4 separate regions of the Homo sapiens genome follow, and all the other regions are linked to region 4. Evidence: chromatin loops called from intact Hi-C (ENCODE). Cell type or tissue: endothelial cell of umbilical vein. All regions are shown on one strand. Each heading gives the region's core, and the rest is flanking DNA. Links, peaks and the distances in the headings are about the cores only.

Region 1 (4,548 bases), core at 315-4,314, 56 kb before region 4:
GGACTACAGGTGCATACCACCACAACTGGCTAATTTTTGTATTTTTGTAGAGATAGGGTTTCACCATGTTGCCTAGGTTGGTCTGGAACTCTTGAGCTCAAGCGATCTGCCCGCCTCAGCCTCCCAAAGTGCTGGGATTACAGGTGTGAGCCCGTACATATTTTTAATAAGAGAATTTCAAAGCAAATGGTTTCTTTGTTTCAATTATTAAAATCAATGTTTGTTTTGGATTTGTTTCAATTATTAAAATCAGTGCTTGTTTTGGATATGCTTTCCAATCACAACAATTATTTGTAACTAATACAAATATTTGAATTCAAGAGTAGTTCTAGGTTCTAAATATAGTTTTATGCCAACAGACTACAATAGGACCTTTGCAAGACAGTGGTCTCGGGTATGAGATGGACACATGCTTCTTAAGATCTGTGTGTTTCTAGTTTCATATTTGTAAAAGGGGAGAATATTACCTCTCTTATATCACACAGTTGAAATGAGGATGAACTGAGACTGCAAATGGGTGGGGTTTGGAATGCCTCTGATTAAAGGTGTTAAAATCAATTTACTACAATGAGGACTCTGTTATTCTTCTGCTTCCCTGGTTAGGGTGTGTGTTGAGGAGATGGGGGGTGTTGGGTGTGGTGGGACATGGTGAGGGGTGATCTAGCCTATTCAATGGTACCTCCATAGGAAGATGGGCTTTATATATTAAAAAAGAAGCTAAAACTAGATATTATTTTTCTATTTGCTAGCAGATTTGTAATATATTTAGAAAGAATGAAGGAAGAGCTCATATCCTAACTAAAAAGAGATTTGAAGTTTCTATGGATTGCAATTAACTGTGTTTTTAAAGATCCATCTTTTTAAATATTTATTTATTTATTTAAGACAGAGTCTTGCCCTGTCACCCAGGCTGGAGTGCAGTGGTGTGATCTTGGCTCACTGGAACGTCCACCTCTCAGATTCAAAAGATTCTTGTGCCTCAGCCTCCCAAGTAGCTGGGACTACAGGCACAAGCCACCATGCCCGGCTGGTTTTTATATTTTTAGTAGAGACGGGGTTTCACCATGTTGGCCAGGCTGGTCTAGAACTCCTGGCCTCAAGTGATCTGCTTGCCTTGGCCTCCCAAAATGCTGGGATTACAAGCGTGAGCCACTGCACCCAGCCTAAAGATCCATCTTTTGACTAGATAAGACATTTTCTATCATGACTAATATATGAAATTTTATGATTAGATAAATTTTTTAAAATTTAAAGTTTGACTCCAGAAAAAGGTAGTCCACTAGACTTTCAATTCAGCAAGTGTTTATTGATTGCTACATGGGTAATGCTAGGAAGATACTAAGATATAAACAATATTTCCCACCCTGGGGATGATATGAATCTGGCTGCAGTACCAGTCACCACATTGATGGCCTGAATTTATTCCATTGACCTGGCAGACTGGACTGGTGTTTCCTTATTTTCTCATGTGCAGTTTTCCTAAAGTTGTATATTCAGGAAGAAAAGCTTAATTTCCTGGACTATTCTGGACATGTGATTCAGCTGCCTCTGTTCTGCCATTAGAAAGGTGTGTAAACAAAACTTATGGGAACACCAGGGAAAGTTTCATGGAGAAGGTTCTTTTTCAGCTTGACTTAGAAGGATGATGATGTTGGGATACTTGCAGTGGTTTTGTTAATTAAAAGTTGAAAAAGGGTGTGAGGACATTTCAAACAAAGGTAACAGTAAAAGCAAATAGCATGAATTAGGTAAACATCCAAAAGATGAGAGAAGTGCATGTGTGCACAGGATTTTGGACTTTAATTCTGTAGACCAGTGGTGATTGTTTTTGCTTTTAATTATTTAAAAAATGTTTGTGTCAATTATCATTTAATTGCCTCTGAGCTCTATATTCACCCTTTTTTGCTTGCTTTGTGAAAATACTAACGGGCCCATTAAATGTTTTTTTCTTTATCAGCTGGCGCAGTGTGAAGCTATGTCAGTAGAGGGCTCTGGGCAGACATTGCAAGAGCAAAGAGTTTTGCTTCCTGGTTACGGTGTGCTTGCTTGGCAGCTCCTGCAGCACACGGGCAGATTCTCCAGCACCATGTCCTGCCTGGCAGGGTAGTCAGTAGCACCCATTGACCAGCAGCTTCCCTTGGCATCACCTTCTCCCTTGAATGGCTTTGTAGTAAAGTGTCTGGTGCGACACCTCTCCATGACCTGCTTTCCCTGACATCCTAGAGGACAGATTTCTGGTAAATTCCAAAGGGCAGATTTCCAGCCAGTTCTGCCAGCACAGAATCACAAGAATTTCTCTGCTGCCTAGTGAGCCATACCTGTGCCCTCCAAGATCTGGGTCCTGGGCCTGGGGAGCCTTTTCCCTGGATACTCTATCCCAGCTCAAAGAACATGGCTGCTACTTTATTTGTTATTCTTTTATTCTTTAGAGTTTTCTTTACTTCTTACTAGCCAATCCCTCATTGTTCCAATTCCCTGCTACAGTTATTAAGTCTTTTTTTTTTTTTTAAAGAGTCTCACTCACTCTGTTGCCCAGGCTGGAGTGTAGTGGGGCGATCTCAGTTACTTCAACCTCTGCCTCCTGGGTTCAAGCAATTCTCCTGCCTCAGCCTCCCGAGTAGCTAGGACTACAGGCGTCCACCGCCACGCCTGACTAATTTTTGTATTTTTAGTGGAGAGGGGGTTTCACCATGTTGAACTCCTGACCTCAGGTGATCTGCCTGCCTCAGCCTCCCAAAGTGCTGGGATTACAGGTGTGAGCCATCGCGCCCGGCCAGGTTAGAATATTGTTAAATCCAACTCTCTACTTACTCCTTCCTGCATTAGAGAGCTGAGAGTGGCTACCAAAATATATGCAACCTTGCTGACTGTTTTCACTTTAACTTTGTAATTGTGACCCTCCAGTGGGTTCTACTGCTACCCTGAAGTCACTGCATATTTTCCAAGTTCACTTCCTCTACTCTTTTTCTAAATGATTATTTTACATCTTCTCCTCTCTTCTCAAACCTTCGATCCCCCATCCAACTATTGACCTGACTTTTTATTTCAATGTCAAAATAGTAGGTAAAGAGAGAAATTTTAGTGGGAGACAAGGAAACTTTGGTGGGAGAGAAGGAATTGCTGATTTCTTGAGTAGAGGAGAGAGGACAGGATCTTTTATGCAAGTGGAAACACGGGTGTTAGCTGGGAACTGAAAAAGTTCATCTGAAGTAACAGAAGAGGAGGCAGAGCACACAGGTAGGTGCAGACTGATGGGTAAATGTAAGAGTCTGTGGATGTTTCTTCTGATTGCTTCTATTTCTCTTCCACATATACACATGCCATTAGTTCTCCCATCTTAGGAAAACATCTCTTCGCTTCATCTACTCTTCTAGCTACTACCCCATCTCTCTCCTTCTCTTCACAGCCAAACGTCTTTAAAGAGTTGGCCATTCTTGCTGCTGCCTCCGATTTCTCTTCTCGTATTCTCTCTTGATCCCACTTCAATCAGGCTTTTACTCTGACCATATCATCAAAATGGCTCTTATTAAGTTCTCTGGGGACCTCCACATTGCTAAATCCAAGGGTCAATTCTTAGTACTCATCTTACTTGACTTGTCAGGAGCATTTGACACAGTTGATGATTCTACCCTCTTTAAAACACTTCCTGCACTTGGCTTTTAGGTCAATATGCCATCCTGATTTTCCTTCTATTCCACTGGCCGTTCCTCTACCTCTCTTCATCTCCCTCATTCTTTTTGTTTTTTCTTTTTAGATCTGATTGCATTTGTTGATATGGTAACACTTCCTAGAGAGTCTTTAATCAGTGGACTAGCTCTAGCAGCTTTACACAAGACTGAAATTATTGTAACAAATGTAAGTTTTCAAGACAATCTTATACTTTATCAATCAATTGCATCTTTTAAAATTATTACTATTTAATTTCAATAGCTTTAGGGTACAAGTGGTTTTTGGTTACATGAATGAATTACATAATGGTGAAGTCAGGGCTTTTAGTGTACCCATCACCTAAATAGTGTACATTGTACCCAGCCGGTAAGTTTTCATCTCTCACCTCCCTCCCTGCTTCTGAGTCTCCAATGTCTATTACACTGCTGTGTACCCATAGCTTAGCTCCCACTTATAAGTGAGAACATGCAGTATTTGGTTTTCCATTCCTAAGTTACTTCACTTAGGATAATGGCCTTCAGTTCCATCTAAGTTGCTGCAGAATACATTATTTCATTTTTTTATGACTGAGTAGTATTCTATGGGATATAAATGTAGTATATACTTATCCACTCATTGGTTGATGGACACTTAGTTTGATTCTATATCTATGCAGTTGTAAATTGTGCTGCAATAAACATATGGGTTTAGGTGTCTTTTTGATATAATGACTTCTTGTACTTTGAGTAGATACCCAGTAGTGGGATTGCTGATTGAATGGTAGATCTACTTTTAGTTCTTTGAGAAATCTCCACACTATTTTCCACAGAGGTTGTACTAATTTACATTCCCACCAACAGTGTATAAATGTTCGCTTTTCAATGCATTCACACCAACATC
Region 2 (4,548 bases), core at 226-4,225, 58 kb after region 4:
TGGAGACAAAGTAAGACTCCATCTCAGGAAAAAAAAAATTTAAATTAAAAAGTTCTAGTATCTAAAATGAGCAAAATCGCCAGGCGCGGTGGGTCACACTTGTAATCCCAGCACTTTGGGATGCAGAAGTGGGTGGACCAGCCGAAGTCAGAGGTTGAGACCAGCCTGCAGTGAGCCGAGATTGCACCACTGCACTCCAGCCTGGGAGACAGAGTGAGACTCCATTTCAAAAAAAGAATTAGCCAAGCGTGGTAGCATGCACCTGTAGTCCTAGCTACCGGGGAGGCTGACAGGGAAGGATTCCTTGAGCCCGAAGGTCAAGGCTGCAGTGAGCCTTGTTTGCACCAACTCACTCCAACCTGGGCAAGACCCCATCTCAAAAAAGAAAAAAAACCCACAAAAACAAAAAACAAAACAGAACAGAACAGCATCACTTCCTTATCATTAGTTTGAAGGAAGTGAATTGCCTGTAAAAGTTTCCATTTTCAAAAAAAGTATTAAAATATAGTGTAAAGCCAGGCACGATGGCTCATTCCTGTAATCTCAGCACTTTGGGAGGCTGAAATGGATTGCCCCTGGAGGTCGAGGCTGCAGCTGAGCGATTCTCCCGCCTAAGCCCGGCAAGTAGCGGAGACTACAAGTGCGTGCCACCATGCCCAGCTAATTTTTTGTATTTTTGTAGAGACAGGCTTCCACCATGTTGCCCAAACTAGTCTGGAATTCCTGAGCTCAAGTGATCCACCCGCTTCCGCCTCCGCCTCCCAAAATGCTGGGATTACGGGCGTGAGCCACCGGGCCTGGCCCAATTACTTTCTTCAGTCTGAGCATGAGCGCTGGAAGAAAAGCTCTCACTTGCATATAATTTTTTAGAGACAGAGTCTCCCTCTGTTACACAGGCTGGAGTGCAATGGCGCAATCTCAGCTCACTGTAACATCAACCTCCAGTGCTCGATCGCTTATATAATCTCAGCTCACTGTAATCTCAACCTCCCGGGCTCGATCGCATATATATACACACATATATTTGTTTGTTTAGACGGAGTCTTGGTCTGTTGCCCAGGCTGGAGTGCAGTGGCGCGATCTCCGCTCACTGCAACCTCCGCATCCCGGGTTCAAACAATTCTCTGCCTCAGCCTCCCGGGTAGCTGGGATTACAGGCACCAGCCACCACGCCCGACTAATTTTTGTGTTTTTAGTAGAGACGGGGTTTCAGTGAAACCATGCTGGCCAGGCTGGTTTTGAACTCCTGTCCTCGTGATCCACCTGCCTCGACCTCCCAAAGTGCTGGGATTACAGGCGTGGGCCACCTCGCCCAGCCGACTGCTTATATTTTTAAAAAGATGTTTTCTTCATTTCCTAGCCCCTTCTACCCCGCTACAAAGTTTCAAAGACTTAATGCTATTACAAAGGGCCGTCAGAGGTCAAGCTCAGGGGTGCAGCTCCCTCATGCCAGGCAGCCTCAGAGGGGGCCGACCCTACCCAGGATGAGCGGCGCCAGGTAGCCGGGGACGCTCCCGGGGATCCCCGGGCCCTGGCTGGGGGAGGCGTTGTGGGGCGCACGTACCCAGGCTCAGATGAGGCGAGTGGGCGGCCGGGGCTGCAGCTGGCGCTGGCCATTGAGGAGCTTCTGCGCGACAGTGCGATCGGTTGCACCTTCTGCGACAGGTGCCGGCCGGTTGGCGCGCAGCGCCTGCTAGCGCAGAGTCTGGCCCTTGCTGCGCCCGGCCCCGAAGACCGGGAAGTCGTAAAGCTCCTCCTCGCAGCTTATGTGCGGCGGCGGCCGGGCAGAAGCCTAGCGACACAGAACTGCCAGCTCAGCAGCCGGTTACATCCCGCCCGGCCACCCGTAGGCAGCGTCCGCTCATGCGCGCTCCTGGAAGAACCAGCAGCCCCACCGCGAGTTCCGATTGGCTCTGCGTGAGTGGTAGTTCCCTGCGACGTCACAAGAGCGCGCCTTCCGTGACGTCACAAGGGCGGGTCTTCGCCGACACCATAGAGGTGGGCCTTTGGCGACGTCAGAGGCGCGGGTGTTCGGCTGCGTCACTGGGGCGCTATGGTGCCTGGAGCTGGGCAGTTTTCTCGTCAGAGTGGGGACTGGTAAGAGCGACCTCCCCGCCAGGTCCTGTGTGTTGCCGGCTGAAGAAGGGTAGCTGAAAAATTCAGACCCAGCACAGTGTTTATGTTGGTCAAAAATAGAAAACTATGTCTGGCGCGGCCGAGGCGGGAGGACCCTTCAGGCCAAGAGCAGCGTAGCAACATGGCGCAACCCCATCTCTGTAGTCCTACCTCAGCCCCCCAGCTACTTGAACCCAAAGGTTCAAGGCTCCAGTGAGCTATGATCCCACCACAGCATTCCAGCCTGCGAGATTGAGGTAAACCCTGTCTAAAAAAATTAAAAAAACTATCCAGGTGTGCAACAGGGAGGGACTGCTAAATAAAACATGAGGCTGGCTGGGCCCTACTGTAATCCCAGCACTTTGGGAGGCCGAGGCGGGAGGATGGATGGCTTGGGCTCAGGAGTCGAGACCAGCCTGGGCAACATGACGAAACCCCGTCTCTACAAAAGATACAAAAATTAGCCGGGCGCGGTGGGCACCTGGCCTAATTTTTGTATTTTTTTCTAGAGATGGGGTCGGGGGGGGGGCCTCGCTATGTTGCCCGGGCCAGTTTCAAACTCCTGAGTTGAAGCGATCTTCTCACCTTGGCCATCAGAGTTGTCGGGATTACAGGCGTGAGGGACAGCGCCCCACCTGGGTTAGGCTACTTAATAACATAAGAAAGTGCTCCGCCAGGCTCAGTGGCTGACACCTGTAATCCCAACACTTTGGGAGGCCAAGGCGGGTGTATCACCTGAGGTCAGGAGTTGGAGACCAGCCTGGCCATGGTGAAACCCAGTCTCTACAAAAAATACAAAAATCAGCCGGCCATGGTGGCGCATGCCTGTAGTCCCAGCTACTTGGGAGGCTGATAAAGGAGAATTACTTGAACCCGGGAGGCGGAGGTTGCATTGGGCCAAGATCGCACCACTGCACCCCAGCCTGGGCGACACAGCGAGACTCCAAAGTTTGACACCAGCCTGGCAATGTAGTGACACCCTGTCTCTACAAAACAAACAAACAAAAACCCAGGCATAATGTGTCCACCTGTGGCTCTAGCTAGTTAGGAGGCTGAGGCAGGAGGATCACTTGAGGCCAGGAGCTCAAGGCTGCAGTGAGCTATGATAATCCCACTGCTTCCCATCCTGAGCAATAGAATGAAAGCAGGTCTCTAGATAGCTAGCTAGCTAGATAATTGATACGTAGTTTTGTATCAAATTTTTTCCCTGGATTTGAGCATGTTTTTCTAAAGTAGCATTCAACACATCAGCATTTTACAGTGTTATTATTTGTTAATATGATTATGTTTTTCTGAAATACAGTGTCCTTTACAAAAGCAGTTTTGTCTTTCAAAGCACATAGATAAGGCCCTCAAGTGAATTTGTCTGATGTTGGCGACCTTGGTACCATTTTGTCCACTTGATTGGAAAAGCCAGTCAATAATTTCAGGTCACTGTTGGCCTTAGAAGAAGAGCCTAAAGGCAACAAGCAAAGGCGCTCGTGTCCAGTCGCCTTCTAGGAGCATTTTCACTTTCCCTTAAGGTTTCCCTTGATGAACATAGAAGTACTGTATGTAGAATTGACCCAGTGCTGCCCTGGCAACTTTGTATATTAGGCCAAATTTACATTTCTTACCTTTATGAGAGGCACCCTGGTAGGCTAGTGGAGTTACACACAAAGTGTGATCTCAGCTGCACTGTCCAGAAATGCAACACAGTCCAATCAAATAACATTCTCTGAGCCCGTTTCTTTAGCTGTGAAAGAAGAATAACATACCCATCTAAAAAGGCAGCTTATTGTATTTGATTGGTCTTTTATTTTCTATGAAACTGTGTTTAACACAGTAATTATTTTCATTTGTGTACTACATTTGTGTTGTGTTTTTGGTTTTAGTTTTGTTTTTGAAATGGAGTCTTTTTTAGTGGTTTTTTGTTTTGTTTTGTTTTTGAGATGGAGTCTTTCTATTGTCACCCAGGCTAGAGTGCAGTGGCGTGATCTCCGCTCACTGCAACCTCCACTTCCCAGGTTCAAGTGGTTCTCCTGCCTCAGCCTCCTGAGAAGCTGGAATTACAGGTGCCCACCACCATGCCCAGCTAATTTTTTAAATATATTTTTAGTAGAGATGGGGTTACAACATGATGCCCAGGCTGGTCTCAAACTACTGACGTCAAGTGATCCACCCGCCTTGGCTTCCCAAAGTGCTGGGATTATAGGCATGAGCCACCGCGCCTGGCTTGTTTTAAAATAAGGGTTTCTTGGCTAGGCATGGTGGCTCATACCTGTAATCCCAGCACTTTGGGAGGCCAAGGTCAGTGGATCACCTGAGGTCAGGAGTTCGAGACCAGCCTGACCAATATGGAGAAACCCTGTCTCAACTGAAAATACAAAATTAGCCAGGCGTGGTGGTGCATGCCTGTAATCCCAGCTACTCAGGAGGCTGAGGAAGGAGAAT
Region 3 (4,000 bases), core at 1-4,000, 240 kb after region 4:
GCAGGGACATTGGTAGGTAGTGCTCTGTGAATCGTGACAGATATTTAAGCTTTTATTTTGTGCTGGGAGTAGTAGGTGGCACATGATGAGAAGCCAGGTAATTTGAGAGGTGAAGGAGAGGTTAGGAAGTGGAAACAGTGGAGATAGGCTGTCGAGGGGAGAAGTTTGACTATAGTTGTTTAATGCAGGTGGGAAGGAGTCATTAGAGCAGGGGGTTGAAACTATAAGAAAGGAAATACTTGTTAGGCAGGGTCCCTGATTAGGTCCTTCCACAGCCCTGAGGCAGAAAGTCCTCTTAGACAAGAGGAAGGATCCCTCTTCCATAATAACAGGACAGAAATAAAACTGTGGCAGATGTGGCTAAATTTGTGCATTTTGTGGGAGTAAGTTGAGGGATTTCTCATCTAAAAACATTTGTTTTCTCTGAGGTAGGAGTGATGATGGAGGTGGGTGGGAAGCTGGAGCTGTTTTGGAGATTAGGAGAGAGGGCTTACTAGGGAAGCCAGACTGCTGGGAACCATTGAGGCCAGTTGAGATTAGAGACCATGAGACCATACATGATTTTTCTCCAGTGGTGGTCTACAGCCCAGGTGGGTTGTAAGAAGAGAAGAAAACAAAGGTGTCTAGACAAATTTTTCTAGGCAATTGTCTAGAAAACCCAAGGTTTCTAGACAAATTCAATGGGAGTTCAGTGGGACAGGGGAGAAGAGGGTATTGGCAAGGTGATACCTTAGCTGGGTGGGGAAGAAGTGAAGACAGGAGGGGCTGTGGGGAAAGAGTAGACAGAGTTAAGAGGCTGTGAGTCTCAGTTAGATGAAAGAACAGGTGTGAGAGGAAATGAGTGAGACGCCTGAGATTGAAAGGAAATAGTGGTCAAAAAACAGAAGGTTTGAATTGAAAATTTCGGAGGTAGAGGGCTTCTAGTGTTGTGGTCCCAGGTGGGGCCCTGAAATGAGGCTGAATTAGAGTGGAGACGAGAAAGCTAGAACTGAGAGGCTAGCATTTGGGCGGTAATGTCATCCAGAATGAAGGCAGGACTTGGAGGTGGAGAGAACAAGGGAGTCAGTTGGTCACATCGTTAGTGACCAGGGATTGTGACCAGAGTTTATAGATGACTGTAGGGGGAGGGTGGAGAGAGAGTGTGGGTGGGAAGCAGCAGTAGACACTGGGGACACAGCCATCCCTGTGACCCAGCAGTCTTGTAGGATGTGGGAGAACGAGCAGGGTTATTGGACATTACAAAAGCTCAGTTTTGGCTGAGCGCGGTGGCTCATGCCTGTAATCCCAGCACTTTGGGAGGCTGAGGTGGGTAGATCACCTTAGATCAGGAGTTTGAGACCAGCCTGGCCAACATGACGAAACTCTGTCTCTACTAAAAATACAAAAATTAGGCCGGGTATGGTGGCTCACGCCTGTAATCCCAGCACTTTGGGAGGACGAGGCGGGAGGATCACGAAGTCAGGAGATCGAGACAGACCATCCTGGCCAACATGGTGAAACCCTGTCTCTACTAAAAATACAAAAATTAGCTGGGCATGGTGGCATGTGCCTGTGATCCCAGCTACTCGGGAGGCTGAGGCGGGAGAATCGCTTGAATCAGGGAGTTGGCGGTTGCAGTGAGCCGAGATGGCACCACGCACTGCAGCCTGGCGACACAGCAAGACTCATCTGAAAAAACGAAAACAACAACAACAACAACAACAAAAAACAAAAATTAGCTGGGCGTCTGTAATCCCAGCTACTTGGGAGGCTGAAGTGGAAGAATCGCTTGAACCCGGGAGGCGGATGTTGCAGTGAGCCGAGATCACACCATTTGCACTCCAGCCTGGGCGACAGAGCGAGACTCCGTCTCCAAAAAAAAAGTTCAGTTTTATTAACTAACTGTTGCATTAACGCAAGTGTCTATATGGTACCTGACCATTAGGAATGATTAAATTTATAGTACGGGTTAGCTGAGGGGCAGAATTGACTTAGTTTGGCCCCTTCTACCCTACAGATGAGAAATGCTGATACTTAGGGGTTAAGTGACTTGTCAGAGGCCACACACCTAGAGGCAGAGCCAGGAGTGGAACCTGAATCACCTCAGCCAAGCTACCTGGTTGCCTTTCAGTATCACTGGTGTCTGTAATTTTATTTTAAGTAAACATGTATTTTTTTCCGTAGGCTTTTTTCTTTTTTTTTTTGTAGTTTTATATTGGCATTTGCATCTTATTTTTTTTTTTGTTCTCTATTTACATCACATGCACTCATCTAATTAGTTGAATTTTACCCATTCATCTACCTGTTCAAATATCTTGCTGTATAGTACTGGATAAATTATTAAATAGTCTCTCAATAGTGCAATATGCAGTTTCAGTGTCAGTAATGTGAGAAATATAATCTGAAGATAAAGGAGCTGTTTTCACGTTGTCACAAAACACCAGTGCCACATAGTGTTGAAATTGGGATAAAACAAGGATTGTTTTTCAGTCTCCTTTATTAAGGTGTTAACTTACTGTTTTTGGTCTAGACCTCTCGATTAAGGATTAGGAGACTGTCACCATATTCTTTTTCCAATTCAATTAGGACCTGTGACCCTGAATGTATATGAAATTATGTTTAAGGCTCTTATTGCTTACTTTAATTAGGTAACTGATGATACAAAGGAGAAACTAGTTAAGTGCTCTCTCTTTAAGACAGCAAAGAAAGCAATTATTCTGAAATTATAGAAGTTTTTTTTTCTTACAGAAATATTGTGGCAGATTACCTGAGCTATTTTGCCAGATAATTGAGCTGCATTTTAAAAATAAAAGCTGATCATATTAGAATTAGGTGCAAGTGTGATACTTGGCTCTGAGTAGACATGTTTATTTATTTGTTTATTAGCAATGGGAATTTGTGCTAAGATTCCTGACAGTTATAATAGACATTTTACTTAAGTTTCTTGGGAGGTAATTTGATAATTTTTTTAATTTCTGGGAAGTACAGGTATGAGCTTAATATATTTTTAAAATTCTCTGTTGGTATTATTTGCTTCTTATAATGTATTAGTTTAAATTAAGACGTTTCCTTTTATGATACATTAAGTGGTACTGAAAGACCCATGTATTTTGGCTTTAAAAATTCTTTTTAGCCAAAAAAGCAGAATATATAGTGTTTCTGGATAGTACCTTCACAAACTTAAACAAATATTTTGCTTAAATAAATGTGGAAGTACCTCATAGTACTTACAAATTACCACAAAATGTTTGCAATAAACCAAATAATTAAGATACTACTTGTTCCTTTTTTTAAGTGCTTTCTTCTCATAATAAGTTAAAAATATTGTTAGCGAGTACAAGGATGCATTGATGTAATTTTCAACTATTTCAGTGAAGTTTTTCTTGGTTTAACTACTGAGTAGCTAAATAGATGACTAGGAAGAGCAACTATAAGCAAATGGTATGAATTACTCATAGTCAGAAGTACATTACGTTTGTTAATTTTTCCTCCTTTGGTATGTGAATCAGACAGCTTTCCTAATGAATAGGTGGCATGTGATATTTAGTAGTGCTGAGTATTCACTGTTCCATGAAATTAATTTTGCAAAACACACTGAGTTATGAGACCTTAAGTCCATTGCTATTAGAAAATATTTTGTTTTAAGAATACATTCAACTTAAAATATCAAACAGTAATGACAGAACTCAGAAATGAACTGGTTCTTAAAATATCTGTCAACTCTAGTGTTAATGCATAGTTTTTGAATTTTGTCCTTAGTGAGTGGACCAAGATCTCAGGATCCAAGTTTAAAAAGAAATGGTGTAAAAGTTCCTGGTGAATATCGAAGAAAGGAGAACGGTGTAAGTTGTTGTTTTTATCCATACTGTATATACCACAGTGATACATATTTTTTAACTTTAAATCTTATTCATTATTACTTTGTTATTCAATGGGCTAAGGATGGCCGCTTTTTAAAGGTTATTTTAAATTTGTTTCATAGAAACTATTAATTTTAATGATCTGTATATGGCTGACTATT
Region 4 (4,548 bases), core at 314-4,313:
GCTTCTGCTGTGATCCACTCACTTTCATGACAAATAGATGAGGAATGGTCAGCTGAGTAATCAGGAAGTAGACCTCAGCGGAAAAGGGAATCAAACAAAAGCCCAGGGAGTCAGGTGTCAGTGTCCAGAAGTTCCTTTTGAAAGAGACTTTCCTTATCTTTTAAAATGCTTTTTACTTATTATTATTATTATTATTATTATTATTTTAGAGACAGGGTATACCTCTGTTGCCCAGGCTGGAGTGCGGTGGCGTGATCATAGCTGACTGCAGCCTCGACCTCCTGGGCTTAAGTGATTCTTCCATCTCAGCCTCCCGAGCAGCTGGGATTCATGCGTTTTTAATGTCATATCAGGACTTGTCACTTGGTGGGAGGGAGGGGGGAGCTGTCTTTCAGGCAGAGAGACCTCGCTGAGGGTACTAATAATAATTCTATCAAAAATAGACCTGAAATTAAATGCTGCTATTTTAATTACTCAAACTATCTCAAAGGATATTCAAGAGTTGACTGAATGATGGGAATAGTGTTCAATAATGAATGAGTCACTAAAAAAAGATAGTGAAACAAAACACATATTTGTCTTTGTGAATCAAACAGTTATCATTGTTATTGTTTAATAACAAAATATGTATATTGCCATGTTTCTGGAGAAGAATTAGAGGATGTGCTGAAGCAAAGGGATGGTTTTGACTATTTAAATGCTAAATCTTGCTCATTCACATGCAATAGTAATGAATTCTGCATGTGGCATTTTCAGAGGAAAGAAGATAGAGATATAGCTTGAGTATCCTTTATCAGAAATGCTTAGGACCAGAAGTGTTTCAGATTTTGGACTTTTTCAGATTTTGGAATATTTGCATAATGAGATATCTTGGAGCTGGGACCCAAGTCTAAGCATGAAATTAATTTGTTTCATATACATCTTATATACATAGCCTGAAGGTAATTTTATACAGTATTTTATTATTTATTTACTTATTGAGACAGGGTCTTGCTCTGTTGCCCAGGCTGGAGTGCAGTTGTGCAATCTTGGCACCTTGCAACCTCTACCTCCCTGCAACCTCTACCTCCCTGCAACCTCCACTTCCCTTCAACCTCCACCTCCCAAGCTCAAGGGATCCTCCCACCTCAGCCTCCTGAGTAGCTACAGGCGCACACCACCACGCCCAGCTAATTTTTTTATTTTTTATTTTTATTTTTTGAGACAGAGTTTTGCTCGTCGCCCAGGCTGGAGTGCAATGGCGCAATCTCGGCTCACTGTAACCTCTTCCCGGGTTCAAGCGATTCTCCTGCCTTAGCCTCCCCAGTAGCTGGGATTACAGGCACCCGCCATCACGCCGGGCTAATTTTTGTATTTTTAGTAGAGACGGGGTTTCACCATGTTGGCCAGGCTGGTCTCAAACTCCTGACCTCAAGTGATCCACCCGCCTCGGCCCCCTAAAGTGCTGGGATTACAAGCGTGGGCCACTGTGCCCGGCCAGCCTGGCTAATTTTTTTGTATTTTTGGTAGAGATGGGGTTTTGCCATGTTGCCCAGGCTGATCTCGAACTCCTGAGCTCAAGTGACCCACTTGCCTCGGCCTCCCAAAGTGCTGGAATTATAGGCTTGAGCTACTATGCCTGGTCTGTTTTATGCAATATTTTAAATAATTCTGTGCATGAAACAAAGTTTTGGCTGTTTTGACTGTGATCTGTCACTTGAAGGCAGGTGTGGAATTTTCCACTTGTGGTATCAGGTCAGCTCTCAAAAAGTTTCAGATTTAGGAGAATTTTGAATTTTGGATTTTTGGATTAGGGATGTTCAACCTGTTTTATGCTGATTGAATGTGAGAGAAGGCATGACTGAGGACCCTGGCAAAAATGAAGAGGAAGTAACAGGATTTGCAGGAAATAGTTATAATCTGTTAAGATACTTCTGTGTGTATGTGAAGCTAACCAATACATTGTGGTCAGTCTAGGTCCTATTTAGTTTTTCTTGCTGCAGCTGCCCTCCAGGAATCAACTGAGCTGTAATTTTCTGATATAGCCACCAGGTGGCCTTTAATTCCCTTGGGTGCCTGCAGGACAAGTCGAGCCGGCCAACTGGCCTGTCCCGGGTCCCAAGGTGGGTGGGGGCATTAGTAATTAATCCTGTCCTGGATATTCTTTCTTCTGCCAGTACTGACGTATTACTGTGCCCATCTGGTCCTCCTTGTTCTGTTGGACTGCCTGCCAGATGGATAGGGTCTCTTCTGTGAATTTAAACAACCATTCACACAACCTAATGAATACATTATAAACTATTTCCACTCCTCCAAATTAATTTTCTACTTTTGATCATGTCTCTACATAGACTTATATAATTGTAACAAGTGTTCATCCGTTATTTGGTATACTGCTTTTAATTCAATATTACCTAATATGCTAGAATTAGTCTATCTACATACTTACATTTTAGAAAGTAAAATCATGGCTGGATGCGGTGACTCACGCCTGTAATCCCAGTACTTTTGGAGGCCAAGGTGGGTGCATCATGAGGTCAGGAGTTCAAGACAAGCCTGGCCAACATGGTGAAACCCCGTCTCTACTAAAAATACAAAAAATAGCTGGAAAAAGTGGTGTGTGCCTGTAATCCCAGCTACTCAGGAGGCTGAGACAGGAGAATCGCTTGAACCCAGGAGGTGGAGGTTGCAGTGAGCTGAGACCTTGCCATTGCACTCCAGCCTGAGTGACAGAGGAAGACTCTGTCTCAAAAAACAAAAAGTACAATCATGTTTTATTATACTTCTAATTTTGTTCATTAACGTAAGTAGCATTGATATGAATGTGGGAACTTTGGACCCAAAGTAGAACTAGAGGATCAAAGAATGATTTTATAATTCTTATGTATTCCCAAGTTGCCTTACAGAAATAAAACATTCTATTTAATTACCATTTTTTCCTAAAGCCGCTAACCCCCAATAAACAAGTAAGTTGTTGGTGCCGGTGTCTTGAAAAGTTGTCAAATGCCTCCCTCCCCATCTCCTCTTCTTACCACTTGCCCTCTTTTCTGTGCAGCTGACATGCAAACTTGCTCCTTCCATAAGAGTTGGCAGGATGGGAACTTTCATGTATTTGAGCAGATGTGTATCAGCATTATTTGGGAAAAGGTATGCACACATCATTCAAATGAGTGGAACCATTTGGAAAGCTCCAGTTTTATTGGTTTTCATTATTGATAGTATAATGCTTCTTGATGTTGCCTAAATCTGTGTTTCTTTCATTAGTAACAAGGCTCGGCCCTCCCCAGCAATTAACCTGTCTGTATTTACTTGTCTGAAACCACTTAACAACTCTGACCACTCATCAGGGGAAATCTGAGCACTAATGTTATCCATTTTTTAATACTATGTTGGTAAGTTATGTTTTTCACGCCTATTTTTCTAATTTTTAATTTTCATTAAAACCTTTAAGTTACATTTTTCTAGTGAAGAAACTGTTTACTTGAATAATTACTTATGTTTAAATAGCTTAATAAAAATCCAAAAAGTTTAAGAGAGCATAAGTGAAAAGTTGTTTCAACATCAACCACCACACCCCCACCAAGTCTTCCAGCTTCCTTCCCTAGAAGCAACCACTGTTTTGGTTTTTGTTTTCATGTTCTTGTAGATATATTTAATGGATATAAACTATATATATATATATCCTTTTGTTTTTAAACACCGAGAGTAGCTACAAATACATCATGTTAGTGCATTGCCTTTTAAAAAATTTAACAATGTATCTTGGACATGTTTCCATGTCAAGATGTATGAATTATCTCATTGTTTTAACAGCTGGGTAGTATTTCATTGTATGGATGGATATGTTGTAATTCAGTAAACAGTTTCTTTTTTCTTTTCTTTTCTTTTTTTTTTATTTGAGACAGAGTCTCGCTCTGTTGCCCATGCTGGAGTGCAGTGGCACGATCTCTGCTCACCGCAAGCTCCGCCTCCCGGGTTCACGCCATTCTCCTGCCTCAGCCTCCCGAGTAGCCGGGACTACAGGCGCCCGCCACCACGCCCGGCTAATTTTTTTTTGTATTTTTAGTAGAGACGGGATTTCATCGTGTTAGCCAGGATGGTCTGGATCTCCCGACCTCGTGATCTGCCCGCCTCAGCCTCCCAAAGTGCTGGGATTACAGGCATGAGCCGGTATCCGTAAATTTCTGTTGCTACAAATAGTAGTGTAATCAATATCCTGGTGTACACATTTTTGCATCCATCCATGTGTGTCTGTAGGATAATTTTTTTTTTTTTTTTGATGGAGTCTTGCTTCTTCACCCAGGCTGGAGTGCAATGGTGCGATCTTGGCTCACTGCAAACTCCGCCTCCCGTGTTCAAGCAATTCTCCTGCCTCAGCCTCCCAAGTAGCTGGGATTACAGGCACATGCCAGCACACCCGGATAATTTTTGTATTTTTAGTAGAGACGGGGTTTCACCATGTTGGCCAGGCTGGTCTCAAACTCCTGACCTCAAGTGATCCGCCTACCTCAGCCTCCCAAAGTGCTGGGATTACAGGCGTGAGCCACCGCGCCCAGTTAGGATAAATGT

Evidence for each region. A loop is a pair of places that touch in the nucleus more often than their neighbours do. Peaks named below come from ENCODE experiments on the same cell type or tissue, not always from the same donor. Only the 100,000 strongest peaks of a DNase experiment are listed, where the experiment ranks them.
Region 1: it touches region 4 in a loop (4-fold over the local background); 7 of 110 quality-filtered maps call a loop at or near these places.
Region 2: it touches region 4 in a loop (9-fold over the local background); 4 of 110 quality-filtered maps call a loop at or near these places.
Region 3: it touches region 4 in a loop (13-fold over the local background); 13 of 110 quality-filtered maps call a loop at or near these places.

The regions. Positions count from the first base shown.
Region 1 is chr1:224,104,360-224,108,907 of GRCh38, reverse strand. The region is part of intron 2 of LOC105373056 (a long non-coding RNA gene); the gene reads left to right. It also overlaps the pseudogene RN7SKP49. Among named protein-coding and RNA genes, the nearest start is that of FBXO28, 7.5 kb to the left of the region's middle. RefSeq lists an enhancer at 2,073-2,142. In endothelial cell of umbilical vein, for the core only: a CTCF peak has its summit at 1,981 (motif pointing right); DNase peaks (open chromatin) are centred at 1,617 and 2,007.
Region 2 is chr1:223,990,064-223,994,611 of GRCh38, reverse strand. It overlaps the pseudogene GTF2IP20 and the pseudogene SEPTIN7P13. Among named protein-coding and RNA genes, the nearest start is that of FBXO28, 120 kb to the left of the region's middle. RefSeq lists enhancers at 962-1,583, 2,071-2,120, 1,584-2,207 and silencers at 1,411-1,590, 1,811-1,950. In endothelial cell of umbilical vein, for the core only: no CTCF peak of the experiment used is centred there; a DNase peak (open chromatin) is centred at 1,981; H3K4me3 peaks cover 1,717 bases; H3K27ac peaks cover 604 bases.
Region 3 is chr1:223,810,252-223,814,251 of GRCh38, reverse strand. TP53BP2 (tumor protein p53 binding protein 2) reads left to right here. Exons shown (of 18, transcript NM_001031685.3): 3 at 1-12; 4 at 3,739-3,821. Among named protein-coding and RNA genes, the nearest start is that of TP53BP2, 34 kb to the left of the region's middle. In endothelial cell of umbilical vein, for the core only: a CTCF peak has its summit at 2,432; a DNase peak (open chromatin) is centred at 2,431.
Region 4 is chr1:224,048,483-224,053,030 of GRCh38, reverse strand. No RefSeq gene overlaps it. Among named protein-coding and RNA genes, the nearest start is that of FBXO28, 63 kb to the left of the region's middle. In endothelial cell of umbilical vein, for the core only: a CTCF peak has its summit at 2,017; a DNase peak (open chromatin) is centred at 2,040; H3K27ac peaks cover 830 bases.